Regions from separate parts of the Mus musculus genome. Here region 2 is linked to region 1. A link is a loop called in an ENCODE intact Hi-C map of the cell type or tissue named here. Cell type or tissue: left cerebral cortex. All regions are shown on one strand.

What was found. Hi-C counts contacts between places; a loop is a spot of excess contacts. Peaks named below come from ENCODE experiments on the same cell type or tissue, not always from the same donor. Only the 100,000 strongest peaks of a DNase experiment are listed, where the experiment ranks them.
Region 2: it touches region 1 in a loop (6-fold over the local background); 5 of 42 quality-filtered maps call a loop at or near these places.

The regions. Positions count from the first base shown.
Region 1 is chr2:157,800,338-157,808,337 of GRCm38, reverse strand. Ctnnbl1 (catenin, beta like 1) reads right to left here. Exons shown (of 16, transcript NM_025680.4): 6 at 1,570-1,663. Among named protein-coding and RNA genes, the nearest start is that of Ctnnbl1, 67 kb to the right of the region's middle. In left cerebral cortex, a CTCF peak has its summit at 6,761; DNase peaks (open chromatin) are centred at 3,098, 3,669, 5,431, 6,866 and 1 more place; H3K27ac peaks cover 4,983 bases.
Region 2 is chr2:157,873,908-157,881,907 of GRCm38, reverse strand. All of the region lies in intron 13 of Ctnnbl1 (catenin, beta like 1), which reads right to left. Among named protein-coding and RNA genes, the nearest start is that of Vstm2l, 37 kb to the left of the region's middle. In left cerebral cortex, no CTCF peak of the experiment used is centred here; DNase peaks (open chromatin) are centred at 3,750, 6,069, 6,546 and 7,982.

The sequences.
Region 1 (8,000 bases):
CCACACTTCCTGCCATGGTTCACAGGGTCTTCCAAACTCTGGACAGACTCACTCCCTGATCTCACTGCCCCAACCCCACCTCCCGCCCTCATTTTCCAGAAGCACAGCCTCGCTTGACTTAGCCAAAGACAGCCACGGACTCCTCCACAGGCCAAGGGCCCCAGTCAGCTCCCCTGCAACACTCAAGGCCCTTGCTCTCAGTCTCTAGGATGTTCTTACTGACACTAATCATAGCTCTTGTCACTGGCACTCCTTCCTCTGTCCTGGGCTTTCCCATGAGAGCACCCTTGTATTAGTCATGCCTGACTCCTCCTGATCTGCCCTAGCTCCCAGTACTGTGTCTGAGAAACACCAGGCACCCAAGGAGTGGGAAGGAGGAGGCATGAATCTGAGTGTGGTAGGTGCCTGAGCAGAGACCAGGCAGATTTGCCAGAGCTGCGCTTTCCTACCACACCAGGGCCTTTTTATGAACAGCCAGCTAAGACTTTTGATAAGCTTTCCATGTTGCAAAATCCAGCATTAGGCTGACAGATGGCAATGCCAACTTCTGCCTCTGCACTAGAGCCAGCTCCCAACCGCAGGCTGTCGTGTTCCCCTCTCATACTCCCTGGGTGCCCATCTTCCCTCTTCTTTACAATAATCCACACTGAAGAGTCTAGCACTACAAGGGAGATCTGCAGTAAGCACAGAGGAGCCGGGAGGGAAACTAATCTCATAGAAACTCCTGTTTCAGCTCGGCCCCCTTCATTGCTGGAGCTCAGCTTGCAAAGATGCCACCGCTGGTTTAACACAATAGCAGCCAGGGAGGAAGCGGCCTGCCCAAAGGCATGACTTTAAATATGGCAACTGTGCGAAGGGAGAAGCTGGAGAGATTTGAGGGAGAAGGAAAGGACTGTAGAAGAATGCACTGAAATGAATGGGACTCGGGCAGCAGAGTCGCTGGAAGTATTTTAACTCACTTAGCCAAGCCGTCTGTACCAAAGACAAGGAAACACTGGCTCTTTCAATGCAAATACCTTTTTGTAATGTCCACAGATGTGCAAACACCTGCAGCTCCACTGAAGGAAGTGGGTGAGGGAAGCTGACACGAGATCACCCACAAATTTAAAACTTTGCTTCCTAGGGCAGAAAGGGCCCCACAAGGATTTCATCTTAACTTTTGGAGGCAAAGGCTGCTAAGGAGAGGTGTTCATATTGCTCTTGCAAAGATCTGGGTTTGCTTTCCAGCACCTATATCAGAGGGTCTACCACTTTTAACTCTAGCACAGGAAATCCAACAAGGATCTCCTGGCCTCCACAATGATGTGCAAACACTCCCCAACATACATATATACATAATTAGAAACAGTAAAATCTTAAAATAAAATTTAGGAGCCAGCATATTTTATATTTTCTCTTGGATGGGTACCTACTTAGTGGATTTCAGCTTTTATTGCCTATATACCAAATCAAAGCTGTAGTTACATGAAATGCACACATGGGTCTTCATTTTTAAAAGGCAGCTTTGGAGTATAGGGGAAAAAAAAAAACCAAAACCCATTTGGTTGTTAATTGGTGCCAGCCCCTCACCTAGGGTGTTGTGGACGCCATCAGCCTCCTCCCTCACAGACTCATCCAGGCGCTCCAGATTCTGCACCAACAATGCGGCCACCTGCCCGTCCACCTGCGGGAATAGGAAGCAAAGGAAGAGAAGAACACATCACAGGTCAATCCCCAAATGTCCCCATTCCCCTAGTCACAGCTCTCCATTCAAATGAGCAAACTGAGTGCAGAACTGGCAGCCTGCAGTGCTCTCTCAACCCATGGCCTCTTCAAGGCACTCCGAGGCAAGGAAGGGGTCTTAATGGCTTCCTAACCCCAAGTTAGTCCTGACCCCGGCTGGGCAAGCCAGAGATGAGTGGCACAAAGGAAAAGGCAGGGTTACAAAGCTGGTGAATGCAAGGTTCTCATGGTCATCATCCCACCTCTCCTTCCCCAAGCTCTGCCTCAGCAGTACCTACACATGATGGAAAAACAGGGCATGAGGCATTGGGTAAAACATACTTCCAGCTCTTACTTGAGTCACCTTTTGAGGTCGGTAGGAAACCCACAGTAGCTACAGAATACACACATCTGCCAAGGAGCGATACCAAAGTCAGGATTCCTTCTAGAATCTTGAAGAGAGCCTTTCCTCCTTTACACTGCCATCTGTACAACAGGTTCTGGGGGACTGCCTGTGGGCAACCCCAGGGCATGCAGGGAAGGAAGGAGGGAAGGCAGCCCTGGTTTTCTCTCCTGGAGAAGAGACTCTTTAGCTAAGACAGCTGTGATCAGGCATCTAGGAAGACTGGAGAGCTGGGTACAGCCTCCCTTCCCCTTCCCACTGCCTTGCTTGCCTTACACAGGAAGTGAGGATAAAGAAGAATCCTACAGCAATCGCAGGAAAATGGGGGGAGGGGGCACTACTTTTGGCTAAAGGAACAACTCAAAATGCCCACAATCAAGTTTGCATCGAGTTTTGTTCTCACTCCATGCCATTTACCTCGCTGGGGAAGAAAAAGCCAAGTTCTTTGCTAGCAAGCCCCTTACTTCACGGACCCTGGCTCACTTTAAGATCTTGAACAACTCTGCCCAAACAGATACCTGAGAAACTAACCTTACCAAATAAACTTATGCAGTCACTGTGTGCTCTCAGTCAGTGTTGCATCTACCCTGGCATAAAGCTCACAGCTCTCACTCACAGAGCACACAACAAAGGCTCAGGGAGGTTAGGCAGCCTGGCCAGAGCCATAGAGCTGGGACAGCAGTGAGCAGAGAACAGAAAGACAGACAGGAGGAGGAAGAGCCCAGTGAGCTGCACTCTACAGACCTGGTTGGACAGAGCCTAAGGATGACAGGGAGGAGAAGACAAATACAGCCCCTGCTCTTTCTGGGACTTTCTGAGACTCAGGGGCAACATCTGGACATGAAGAAAATCTGAAATTTGTGGCCTGTCTGCACACCCAGTTGCTAGTCAGTGACGCTTTCTGAGCTCTCCCTTATGCCTTGGGGAAGGAATGGGGACGGAGCCACTGGAGAGGAGCTGGTGCCAGAGCTGGAAGGGCTGCAGCAGAAAATGAGCTGCTCTCCCTCTTCTCCCAGGGATACACAATCGTGCTCTCAAGTCTCACAGCCAGTAAGAACATTAAAGTGTTTCCCTTAATAAACTGAATCATTTATGCATGGCAAAGAAAGCAGAAAACATCTGGGGGCACAGAGCATCCACAACTTAGTTTTTTCTAAACCACCCTAACTAACTCCCCTATCTCCCCCAATTCAGAAGTGGCAAACGTCACAGCTCTGCTTGGCAGCAATGGCTTGTCACTGCTACAAACAAGACGGCATGGCCGGCTTCTGCTGCGATGGATGGCAGCATTATTTATTTGCATTATTTGTCTCTTTCCCTGATTCTTAGTTATGTTTGCCATCTCTGCTGTCTAGAAACTGGCAGGACAGTGGCGGTGAGCAGCACTTAGATCCTAGAGCCAAGTGGATATGGTTGGTGGGTGTCTGGCTGGAGGAAAGTCTTTTTTCTTGTTACAGAAATCTAACTTCCAACAGGCAGACTTTTTAAGCTTGCAAAGTGTGAAACTCAATGTTTAGTTGGGTTAGATACAATTTTATCTGATTGCAGGAGGGCCGAGAGCAGTCAAAATACATTTAGCTCAGAAAACCCTTAGGAAAGTATTTGTATTATGCATGGCTCTGGAGTCGGCTGGTAAGGAGTGCAAATTAGCATTCTGCCTACTTCCTCCAGCCTCCAGCCTACCTTCAATTTTCTGGATCTGTGACCAAGTCTGAAACTAAAAACAAATCCTGCGTGGGGATTAAAGCACCAGCCAGAGCAGCCCTGGCCTTGGAAATGAGGTCTCTCTGAGGCCTGGCAGTTTCTGATAAGTCTCTGGTTATTTCTGCTTGTTAGCAGGTCCCCAAACAGCAGGTCTCACTATGAGGAGGTTTGAGGGCATGATCAGACATCTTTTTCCACTTGACCAAAGAAGAAGGATATAAGAGAAAAGGAGGAAAGAGGGAAACAGGCAGATGAGAGGGTCTGAAGAGGATTCCTTTTCTACCTGGCCCACTCCATGACACTCAAGAGCTAGATTGGAGTTCTTCCACCCACAACGCGTTTCAGAAATGTCATGTTTAAAAAAATAATAAAATAACCCCCAAACATGTGGAAGGGATCTTGATCAAATAAGTTTTGAAAGTCATAATACTAAAAGCAAGCCTACAGTCACCTCTTGAGATATGTGCCTCCATTCCTGCCCTCCCACTCCCCACCCACAGCTGCCTGTCGGTTGTTCTAAACATCTAGACAGACACTTGCCAATCCCATGCCTAATGTCTGCCCATGCAGACGATTTCACAGAGGCCTATAGGACGCAGAACCACTCCCCACACCAAGTGGCTCCTCTCATTCTCCCTGGTGCCAAGCTCATTCTCACCTTGGTCTCTTCCCTGTCCTACCCTGCTCTTGGCCATTTTGAATGGCTGGCTTCTTCTTGTACCCAGAACTCAGGCCTGTACTGGTTGATTTTGTGTCAACTTGACACAAGCTGGAGTTATCACAGAAAAAGGAGCTTCAGGTGAGGAAATGCCTCCATGAGATCCAGGTATGGCATTTTCTCAATTAGTGATCAAGGGGGGAGGGTCCCATTGTGGGTGGTTCAATCCCTGGGCTGGTAGTCTTGGGTTCTAAAAGAAAGCAAGCTGAGCAAGCCAGGGGAAGCAAGCCAGTAAGGAACATCCCTCCATGGCCTCTGCATCAGCTCCTGCTTCCTGACCTGCTTGAGTTCCAGTTCTGACTTCCTTTGGTGATGAACAGCAATGTGGAAAATGTGAGCTGAATAAACCCTTTCCTCCCCAACTTGCTTCTTGATCATGATGTTCATGCAGGAATAGAAACCCTGACTAAGACAAGGCCTTTTTAGAGAACCAGGTCTAACCAGACCCCCACACACTCAGCCATTCCATTTTCATCCTCTGCATGACCATCTTGTTTCACCCCCTGAGAGCAGAGACCCTATCAGCCATACTGAGAGCTACAAGCAGCCAGTTTCTAGGACCAAGAGGAAGTCAGCACGCAGTGAGCATCAAGCGAATGAAGACCTGGTGAGTTCTGCTTTGCGACAGAGATAAAGGAGAGAACACGAATGGAAGCAAGAAGGCCAGGAAGCAGAGGCTGACACGGTGACAAGCGTCAGGAGACCCTCAGCGTGGCTGCACCTGAGCAGCACAAAGCAAGCAGCACATCAGACCAAGGCAGACCATGGCCTGCGCTCAGGACTGGGCATCTGAGAAGGGCTGCCTGAGGGCAAGGATGGGTGTGGAAGGGTCCCCAGGTTCTCTACAGCAAGGTACACTTGCTCCAGTCTACAGAAGATGCGGGGCTCAGGCAGCTTCACGCCTCAGCGGCTCTTTACCCTGCTCTGTATGACTCCTCCGCACAATCTGAAATTCTGTTGGCTTGGCCCCAGATCTGACCAGCCCTACTCTTCATCCCACAGAGCCTGCCTTCTCAACCTCCTGGCCTCCTGTATCCTCATTGCTGTTTTCTTTAAACAAAGCCTCCATCTTTGGATGTCTTATTTAGACCCAAGTCATCCAAATATTTAAAAATAATTACTGAAAATGCTTTCTGAAACATTTTCAAACTGAAAACTGTTCAACAAACATCCACAAACATGTCACCATGTGGTAGATGACACTTCTCACCATCACCTGACATTTACAAACTGCTGGATCTCCACCAGTTCTGGAAAACAGCCAGCAAGTAGTGGGTGCCCTAAAGATCTCTAAATACGTACTGATGCCTCACAGGTGCACTGTGTGACAAACATGTGAAACACAACACGGAAGGGAAAGTAACCTTCACAGGGCACACAGTGAGTGGCAGAGCTGCAGGCCTGACCAGTCCCCCAGTGGGACCACAACTTGGGAAAGACAAACTGGCCCACAGAAGCTATAATGCAATGTGTCAAGTTCCCAGGTCTCTGCTGGGGAGATGATATGGAAAAGCTTCAAAGACTGAGCTGAGGCTGGGGGAGGCTTGACAGGAAGATATAAGGGTCCCAGAAAGCTCAGGGAGGCACTCACTGCAGGCCATCCACTGTCTGGTCACTGCACTCAGGAGCCACATGGCTGTGGAGGGGTGAGCCAGGGAGTTCTCACCAGCGCAATAAACCTCACATCTATGATCTCCAGAGAAGTCCATCTTCCAGGCTCCTAAATTGATTTGTTCCAAAGCACAAATACTCCCTTTGTGTATACAGAACAGCAATGAATGTGATCCAAAATTTAAAACCCCAAAGATTCCCAAGACTGCCAGGACAGCACTTTGCTCACAAATGTGCTACTCTATTGCTGGGACTTCCAACTGGGAAAAAGACCAAGGCAATAACTGCAAACTGTACGCCATAATAAATCCTGCCACATGCCCTCTAGCCTCTGCTCCAGCGAGTCCAGGCTTCCAATATTGGCCCCAAATTAAAACTATGAAGACAACTCAACCCTTGTAATATGAGAATACTTATCAAACTTCTTCCTCAATGTGGCACGAGGGCGAGATAAACAGAAGCCTCCTCTCCAGCTCTGCCCACTGATATTTACCGACGACTTCTGAGTGGTAGCAGACAAGCAAATAACATACTGGACTCCAGAATGCAGTGTCTGTGATTCACAAAAGCCCCACCAGGATAAAGCCGTAAGAGCCAAAATCTTAAAATAATATAATCATAAAAAACCCCAAACAAACAGGAAATCCTGCACAGCAGCTACCTAATGGCTCCCAAGACTGAGGAGGAACTGCTCCCTTCCAGACAGACAATAAAATCTGCAAGATGCAGCCTTTGTTGGTGGGCTTGGCAACACGGAGACACAAAGGGGGCTTTGTGCGAGCTGCTGCTTCTATGTAGGTTCACAGCAGCCGCCTGGCTGGCTGTTCCCCTCTCATCTTCTCCATTCACACAGGCAAAGGACGGTAATTAAAACCAGCCCAGGGACTAGGCAGGAAGGCGCACACAGGGCCCACCGTAATTAACCTCTGGAAGGTAAGACTGCACAAATGACACTGTGGAGAGACAGTGCAGGAGGGGGTGCCACAGCCTTGCGACAAATGCTCCTCAAAACAAAGGCTGCCCTGGCAGAATCCTTCCCTGTCTGTACAGTGGTTCTAAGGAAAAATAAAGGTCTCAAAGCCCATGAAAGTGGCAGCTCACTCTAGGAAGGAGCCTGAAAGGAAACCAGCTATAGAAATTTCACACTAGCATCACGGGTCCTGCTGGACTTCAGCCGGGCTCAGAGACAGTCCTTCATCTCCAAAGGGTTCCCAACCCCTCCACTTATACCACATCAGCAGTGAGCTCAGTGTGGGGAAGATCTGGTGCTGAGAACCTTAGTGGCAGGCCGTACTGCAGAGGCGTCTCCCAGGCACTGGAGTTCCCAGTCCAGTTACCTTGATTCCCTAGGTCTGTGGGTGGGACCAGAAGGCAGCTTAATGAGCCTATCATGAATGGCTGCAGTGGCTTCTGAGAAATTACAGACTTCTCAGAAAGCAACACTTGCCACCATTCTTATCAGAGAGAAGAGGCAGAAGAGGGCAAAAGGAAAGGGAAGCCCAGAGTCCCTAGCAGTGAGCAGAATGAACTGCCATCAAAATTAGGGGAAGAGGCTAGACCAAATCTGCCTCCCCCACTGGCTAGCTGTAGTGCCTCTTCAGACTGGAGGCCTCCCTCATCAGGTAGGGATCAGAGCATGCAAGCAAGTTTTTGCTTCAGTGGACACAGGCCAGGCTGAGGGGCCCAGCAGGAGGAGTCCATGTGTCTCTGGGCTTTCTCATATGTCAAGCTGGGACCTGGTGAACAGGGGTTGCCTTGGTGCACCCTGGGTAACCGCTGAGGAAGTGAGTGATGTCTGAGGCTTGGCCTTGGCTTCACACATATGGCGATGCAAATCTTTAATTCAAACACAGAGAAAGCAAA
Region 2 (8,000 bases), 74 kb before region 1:
CTTACACACTAGTCACAGAGCAAGGCTGATGCCACAGTTTATAAAGAGTCTCATTCTCATCTCACGCAGATCCTAACTTCCTGCTCCGGGGGTGGGTGGGTGGGAGGCCCAGGAATCACCCTGACTTCCATTCACAAAAGCATCCGGTACCCGTACTGTGCATTTCTACATCGTTATAGAGTTTAAGGTCTTATTATACACACATCTCTTTAGGAGCAAAATTAAAGGGTAGAGGGAAGGGATTATTAATCCCACCGCACAAATCAGAAACCAAGGCATTCGGAGGTGAAATTGCTCATTATTCATAATTGCCCGTTAACAGAATACAGACTCCCTGAGGAGGGGACACTTGTCTGGTCCACCTCCCTGTGGAGATGAGTAACAGTGGGCAGTTCAGGACCTGGCCTTAGTAGGTGTCGAGGAGCAAGAAATATTACCCTAAGGCAGAGAAGACAGAAGGAAAAATAAATAGGGGAGAGGAAGGAGGCTTCTGGAGGGACTGGAATCCCTGCATCCACCCAGCCACCACCGTGTGCTGAGCTGGGACTGCAGAGGCTCTCACAGTGTCAGGAGCTTAACGTACAGGAGTGAACCATTTCTGAAGGCAGCATGGGGACAGGACATGTGCCCTGCATAAATCCTGTAGGACCCAGAGGCTGGATGAAGCCTGAGGGAGCGGGGAGAGGCTGAGTCTCTACGCTGGGATCTGACTGAGTCTCATAGGACATACTAGACACAAGAAGAGGTGAATTTCGATGACTTTGATAAGGCCAGCCTAGTCTATATAATGAGACCCTTTCTCTAAATAAATAAATAAATAAATAAATAAATAAATAAATAAAACCAACACCAACAAAAAAAACCAACCGACTACAAAAGGAACAGCTAGAAACAATGGTAAAGAGAGGCCAGCCTGGCTGGCCTGGGAGAGCAGAGTGGTGAAGCACGGTGCATGGACAGGAAGCAGGGGAGTGGCTTTGGTTGCGACCTTCCAGTAACCAGCAGCTCACATTAGTTCTGATAGATTACTATGGGAGAGCAATACAGGAGGCCATGGGAATAATGATCACGGCTACATCACGCACCCACGGAAGGGAGCGGCTGAGCCCCTGAAGGTGGCCTTTGGTGTCAGGCCATCACTCCTTTCTCCACATGGGCTCTCACACACCATGGTTAGACCAGCTCAAGCAGGGCCACCTCGCCAGGCCAGGCTGGCAGCACTGGGACGGAGACCTGCACCTGTGTTCTCCACGTCAGTGACCAGCAGGCACTGAGGTCAGAATAACAAACAGAGATGATAAAGAGCCCAGGGCTCTACAATGAGGCTAGGCCAGCTGCTTGTGTTCCTCTCAATGGCCCAGTGCCCCAATACTGCTTTCTGACACACTTACCCTACAGCCTGACTTTTTAACTGGACAGGACACTGTGCCCCCAGGCTTCTCCATGCAGTTCTGTAGAATGCACAGAACCAAGAGACCAACACCAAGCTCCACCTGTCTCTTTTTCTCTCTCTTTCCTGGAAGCAGCCCCAACATCAGTCCACTCAATGCTCAACTCCAAACATACAGCCTTAGGACTGGAAAGCAGAACCTTCAAGTATAGACCTGAGAGAAGTCAACAGCTCCTCTCCAGGAAGGGCGTGGCCATCACTGATTGCACTGAGCCAAGCTGGCTTCTCAAGGCTAGGTGTCCACCCTAGCAGTTTCAGAAGTGCCATAGAAAGTGCAGTGCAGTGAGGCTGAGATTTTGGGTTGGCATTTTATCTAGCCTGTTACAATTCTGGGCGGTGGGTTTGGGGATACAGAATGCAAACATGCTCTTACTATTAAGGGGAAACAAAAGAAACCGTTTCTATGTCACTCAGATGGGAAGCAAGTAAGGTTGGGCACAATTCTTTCCAGCCCACCTTCTCAAGTTCTGTTCTGTTTGCAAAGGACACGATACAGCAAGTCCCTGCCTTCCTCTACCCTTGGTCTTGGCACCACAAAGTCCACATCTGACAGACACTCTAAGGGTGCCGAAGACTCCCAAATGACTATTAGCACAGCTCAAGTTATACAGCTGCCTGGGACTTGTGTCTGGGGAATACAGAAACTTAAGGATTTAAAATGTTCACTGTAAGCTTCTCCATCCAATCTCTTTCCTAGTGAATGGATCCCATAGTGACGCAGGTCTCAGGCATGCCAATGATTTTGTTCTACAGACAGACAAGCAAACCTGTAGGGTAGTTGAGATACATTGAACAAAGCCCACCCACAGGAGAGGCACATTTCAAGAACGATTGCACAAGGAACAGAGTGCTGGCTGAGTGGCCTCTGCATTGTCTACCCTGCAGCCCAGACTTTCTTTAGCACAGTGACACAAATACTAAGCTAACAGATCATCCAGGGCTGAAGTACCTTCCTAGCTAGGTGCCAGGATTTCTGCCTGTTTGAGGTTGTGTGGATGGATTTAGGCTGACGGATGGCGGTGATCAGGGGAGCCAGTTCAAGAAATGCCTGGTGCTGGAGCCAAACATTAACACCTGAGCTGGGCATGGCAGTTAACCATTCAGATCACCCTCCCATAAGTAAATTAAACCTCCCTACAACAAACACACAGCCGCTGGGTCTGCCACTGCACTGGGCAGATAATTCACAACCAACTTGGGTATGCAAATCAAGTGCTCCTCCGCTGGGGCTGTTAAAGAGATATTGAGTCTGGGTGCACATGCCACCCCACTTACCAAGTTTCAGAAGGAGAATCTCTACATATGCTTCCTGTACATGGAACAGGACAGGAGTTTTAAAGTCTTAAAGCCTTCCAGAGAATCTCTACATATGCTGGAATTCACACGGAACAGGACAGGAGTTAAGTTTTAAAGCCTTCCACAGGGAGGTGAAAGTGACTGCCTTCTGCCCTGTGTGGCCCCTGCTGGGCATGGGTAGCAGGTTTCACCTTCAGATTCCAGAGGGAAAAAGCTGAGACATATATCACGTGACTACTGCAGCCCTTCAGTGGGTGAGTCCAGCATCCTTCCCTGGCGCAAGGCCTTTCCTTTAGTCTGTTCATTTTCAGCAAAAGTGTTTTTTCCTGAGTGCCAGGCTGCCCCGGATGAATAATATTTCTTCCTCTGAACCCCAAGAGGTAAGAGGTAAGAGGTATGACTATATCCACATTCCACATTGGAAGCTTAGGGCAGAGAGGCCCACACTCTGGCTCCAAGCCTGTGTTCCCTTTCATAGTGTAAAAGAGCATCATCTTAGTAGCATGGACCACTCCAGCATTAGCCACTGTCTTTAAGTTATATGGGAATTAGTGTAAACCAGGAACATTAAACATAGGGATTCTTGGCCTGCCTTTCTCCCAGTAAAGAAGATATTTAGAAATGAGAGGAGGGCCGGGATGTAGCCTGGCTGGAGAGTGGGTACCTCCCACCTCATGCTCCCGACACCCTTGGGTTTGCATCTCAGCCATCTCATCATGGTGGTATACACCTGCAACCCTACTGCTTGAGGGGTGGAGGCAGGGGACCAGAAACTGAGGACAATCCTTGGTTAGCTACAGAGTAGTTTAATACTAGGCTGGCACACATGGGACCGTGTGAAAGCATGGTGGGTGAGGGAGGAGAGACTAGAGCTAGATCAGAAGATTCCATATTCAGTTTGGGAGACAGAGTGAGAAGACACCCTGCTAGGCTTTGTTTTGCTCACTCTGTACACGAGGGCTGGGATAAAATCTTAGATGGTAATTGAGTGAATGGTGCACTGTAAGTGGAACAGATTGCAGTTCCCAGCAGCATAAGCCTGTCGGAGGGTTGCTAAAATAAACAGATTCATCGCCAAAGATACCAGAGAGGGGAATGTGGAACGTCAAGGTGCTATTACTGCAGGCTGGTGTGTTCTCTCTTTCAGCTGCATCTCCACTGTAAATGTTAATCTGGCTTTGGAAGCACAACCAAACCACCAGTTTCCCTTGCCTCTCTCTGGCACAAGCCCTTGGAGGGCTCTGATGGCATTTCTCATCTGCCCTGACAGGTAGTGAGCTAGCTGTCTCAGGCTGAGGGAAGGGGACCATCATAAAGAGGTGGCTGTGAACCCTTTACATGCAGCCCCAACTGGAAGTGGTAAATGGAGACAAGAGATGCAAATGTCCCCAAATAAAGCCCTTCCTCCAAATGCCTCTAAAATAGGGTGCAGATCTTAGAAGCCTGTCTTCTCAGCTGGGAAGCGGGAGGCTAGGAATCTGGGGTTCGGTGTGTGTGCATAAAAATCCACGGCTGGCTCTTAGGCCAGGGCCTGGTCATAAGGAGGAGGCTGATTACACAAGCACACTTGCATGTGCCAGGTTCCCACAAATGGCCTTGTCCCTCCTAGAACAAAGGGCACTTTCCACTCTGTGTGGCAAAGCTGGTACTTAACCTGGCTATACAGGGTTCCTTGGTTCTGTTGTGCCTCCTTTCCCCTAAAAAACAAACAAACAAAACCCCAAACACCCAACTGTTCATTTTTGCCAACAGGGAACAAGTATTGAGAGGCAGAGTTCCCACCATAGCAGGTATTATCAGAAAATGATGGTTCTATGGGGAGAAAGTACACGCAAACTCTACCAGTGAGGACTCCACTGGATTGGAGGACGGACGGACAAGCACGCAGGCCAGAGCCACTTGTGACAATAATTCTGACGAACAGCCTCTTAAGCCAGGGACTATCTGTGCTTAGGTTCCACTGCGCAAGATCAGTGCTCTTATACTCACTTTCGCCAGTAAGCAAAGCAGGGAGTTCAAGGGAGGCAGAGCCAGAACAGTGGCCAAGTCTCTCATCTGCATCCCGAGGCTGTGGTGCAGATGTGCTTAGTACCACGGCGAGGCTCTGGGCATCCTCAGGGATGGGTTTCTAAGAACTGAGGGAGACTACTACTGCAGCTGCTCTGTATGACAGGCACCACACACACACACACACACACACACACACACACACACACACACACACCTAATATCTGTCTACACACCCGAGCCCTGAAGGCTACTGAAGGGGCGGGCAGCCAGCTGCAGCAGAGGAGGGTGCGGAAGAGATGCTGCAGACATAACGGGCAAGTGTCCAGTGGGTGTTTCAGCCTTGGGTCTGAGATTCTTCTGCCTCGGTCTCCCAAGAGCTGAGATTATGGCTGTGCACTACCACACCTGGCTCTTGCAGATTTGAGAAAGTGAATCCAGAAGCAACAAGTGGCTTCTTCATGTAGTGATGGGCAAGGGATGTGGCAGGGCCTGGTTTAGGTTCACCTACAAGCGGATGGTATCACAACAACACTGGATTGACTGTGTGTGTGTGTGAGTGTGTGTGTGAGTGTTGGGAATGGTCTAAGCAAGTATGCACGTAGATACTCTCTGGGTAGGGTGAGGAAGACCCACAGGGCACACTCCTAGAGTAAGGAGCCTAGTTAGGTGGCTGCTGTGTGAAAGCAAAGGAAGTGATGAAGCCCGTGGCAGTGAGAAGGGCTGGGAGCCAATGCCGGTAGAGCTTGTCTGGTGGATGTGAGGCAGCAGATGGCTTCCAGGGTCTGACTGGTTACACTGGTGAATGGTCCTAGGGTGTTCCCACTCTGCGGACCCCATGGTTTGGGTTTGACTTAATGAGCCAGAGGAGCCTATAAGTGACATCCAGGTACACCGGACTGTGAGCCTACAGAGGTATGGGAGGGGGCACAGCCCTAACCCTTGCAAACCCGACAACAAGCCTGGGAGGTGGCGGAGAGGTGAGATGTTAGCTTCACTGAGTGAGCACTCAGTTTCAGAAAGGAAAAGCACTGTGCTCAGGGCCACGATGCTGTAAGGCAAGTGCAGGGGTGTGGATCCAGAACTCAGACCTACTGACTTCTTTTCCAGTAACTGATTGGAAATGACTGTCAGAGAAGCAGGAGGCACCAAAGGGGCCATGGCTGAAACAGTGGGTGTCCAAAGAGGGCAGTAGGAGACAGGAAAAGACACCCTCCCCACTAGCTTCTACTGGCAAACTCCCTGGCTGAGAAAGTCTGTGAGGTACTGGCTTAAAGATGGGCTGAGAGGAACTCTCAGCAGGATGCACTCTCTCTTTTTTAAAGCTTGCTTTGGAAGCTTCCAGCATAGTTAGTAGAACAGCAGAAACCAGATCTCCACCTGGCGCTCAGGGTCACGCACCCCACATGCTCATTCCACCCTTCACCCCCGTTCACCCATATCTTCAAGTGAGTTCTGGATGCTGAAGAAACAGCCAGTCTGCTTAAGATATCAAGTCCTGTGGATACTGTTTCATTACAGAGTCCATCTTTTTCTTTGCAGGATAAAGCCTAGAATGACTTAACTGTGGCAAAATTAGCATGCAATTTGTAAGTCATTACGGTGAGAAGTATGTGGTGAGAACACTTTATTGAATAAACCTGCTGAGTATAATTTTCCCAGGAACTAAGAAAGAAAAGCCTCTCTCTAAGGCTCTCCTCCCTCTTTCAGAAATCCCTGCCAGCACCTATCTAATTACGTCTTGCTTCTGAAGGCAGCTTCTGTACGCTGAACCCACAGGGATCCTGGTCTTTTCTGGGCTTCAGCCTGTTTGGGGAGCCCAGTGAAATCTGCTGAGACAAGCGCCCTGGATATTTACTGATCACGAGGGCTGCTGCTTGCTGGAAGAGTTGGAAACATTACACGGCCTTTAAAAGTTCAAATCTTGTTAACCAGGAGCCCCTGGGGTATGTCCAACTTCACTCTGGATCTCAAGGACACTGAGTACAGCCGGAACACACTGGGCACCAACCAGCCCAAGGCATGGACGGCGCTCTCTTCCAGTTATGTACTGCTGTAGTAATATACTATGAACTGAAAATGCTAAAATAATCTAGTGCTGGAGGAGTCCCATGCATGCTTCTAAGCATGTTTGTTTCCTTAGTGCAGACAGCTGCAGGACTGGGGATGTTGCTCCACAGGAGAGCATTTGCCCTGCATGTGTAAGGCCCTGGCTTCTATTCCTAACACTGCAAGCAACAAGACAAGACCCATCACCAACCAAACACTATGCTACTGCTGCAGTCACATTAGAATCTACTTGTGTGTACTTTCAAGTATTTTCAGTGAGAGGGGTTGTGTGGGGTTTTGTTGTTTTGTAAACTAAGCACTACCAGCAAAAATGAAAGTTCTGGAACAACGTGGAGGTAGGCAGATCCCTCCATCCTTAACACCCAGGGGGCAGACAACGAACTCCCTCAAGGAGCAGTGGTCCTTTCCTCAGGCTCAGGGTGAAAATCTTAAGAGGAGACCATGCTGGGGTGGTGATGGTGCACACCTTTAGTCCCAGTACTGGGGAGGCAGAGACAGGTGGATCTCTGAGTTTGAGGCCAGCCTGGCCTACAGAGTGAGTTCCAGGACAGTCAGGGCTACACAAAAAGAAACCCTGCCTCAGAAAAACCAAAACCAACCAACCACCACCACCAACAAAATGACAGGCACAGAGGAAGCAAACAAGCACACTGCCTACCAGCTATGAAGGGACGGGTTTTATGACTATTTCTCTGAGGTGGGCACATATTTAATGAGATCTGACCTTGTAGGAGGCACTAGCTCTAATACCCAAGGCAGGAAGACAGGGCTGGAGGTGTAGGGAAGGCAGAGAACCAACTGGGAGTTAACAGGGACCTCCCAGAGAAAAGGAAACAAAGGCTCTCTGCCTGTTCCTGGTGCTGGGTCAGGCGTTACTTGTTATACCACTACCTACCCAGTTTCTCCAAGCACAAAAATTCAAACACCTTAAAAACAAATGGGGAAAAATAGTCCGGGCCAGTGAGGCTATGTGTCCTGAGCAGAGAGTCAGGGAAAGGCCACCTCCCTGGTCCCCCCTCCTCTCCCAGGGTCTGGCAGTAGACTGAAAAACCCCATCCCTACTTGGTGTGCATGTGGAAGAGTCACAGAGTCACTGGGGTGGCTTGAGCTGCCCTCTGGGTCCCTGGCTCTCCCCAGCAGCACACACCACACTCAGGTTTCTAATTGGCACTTGGGC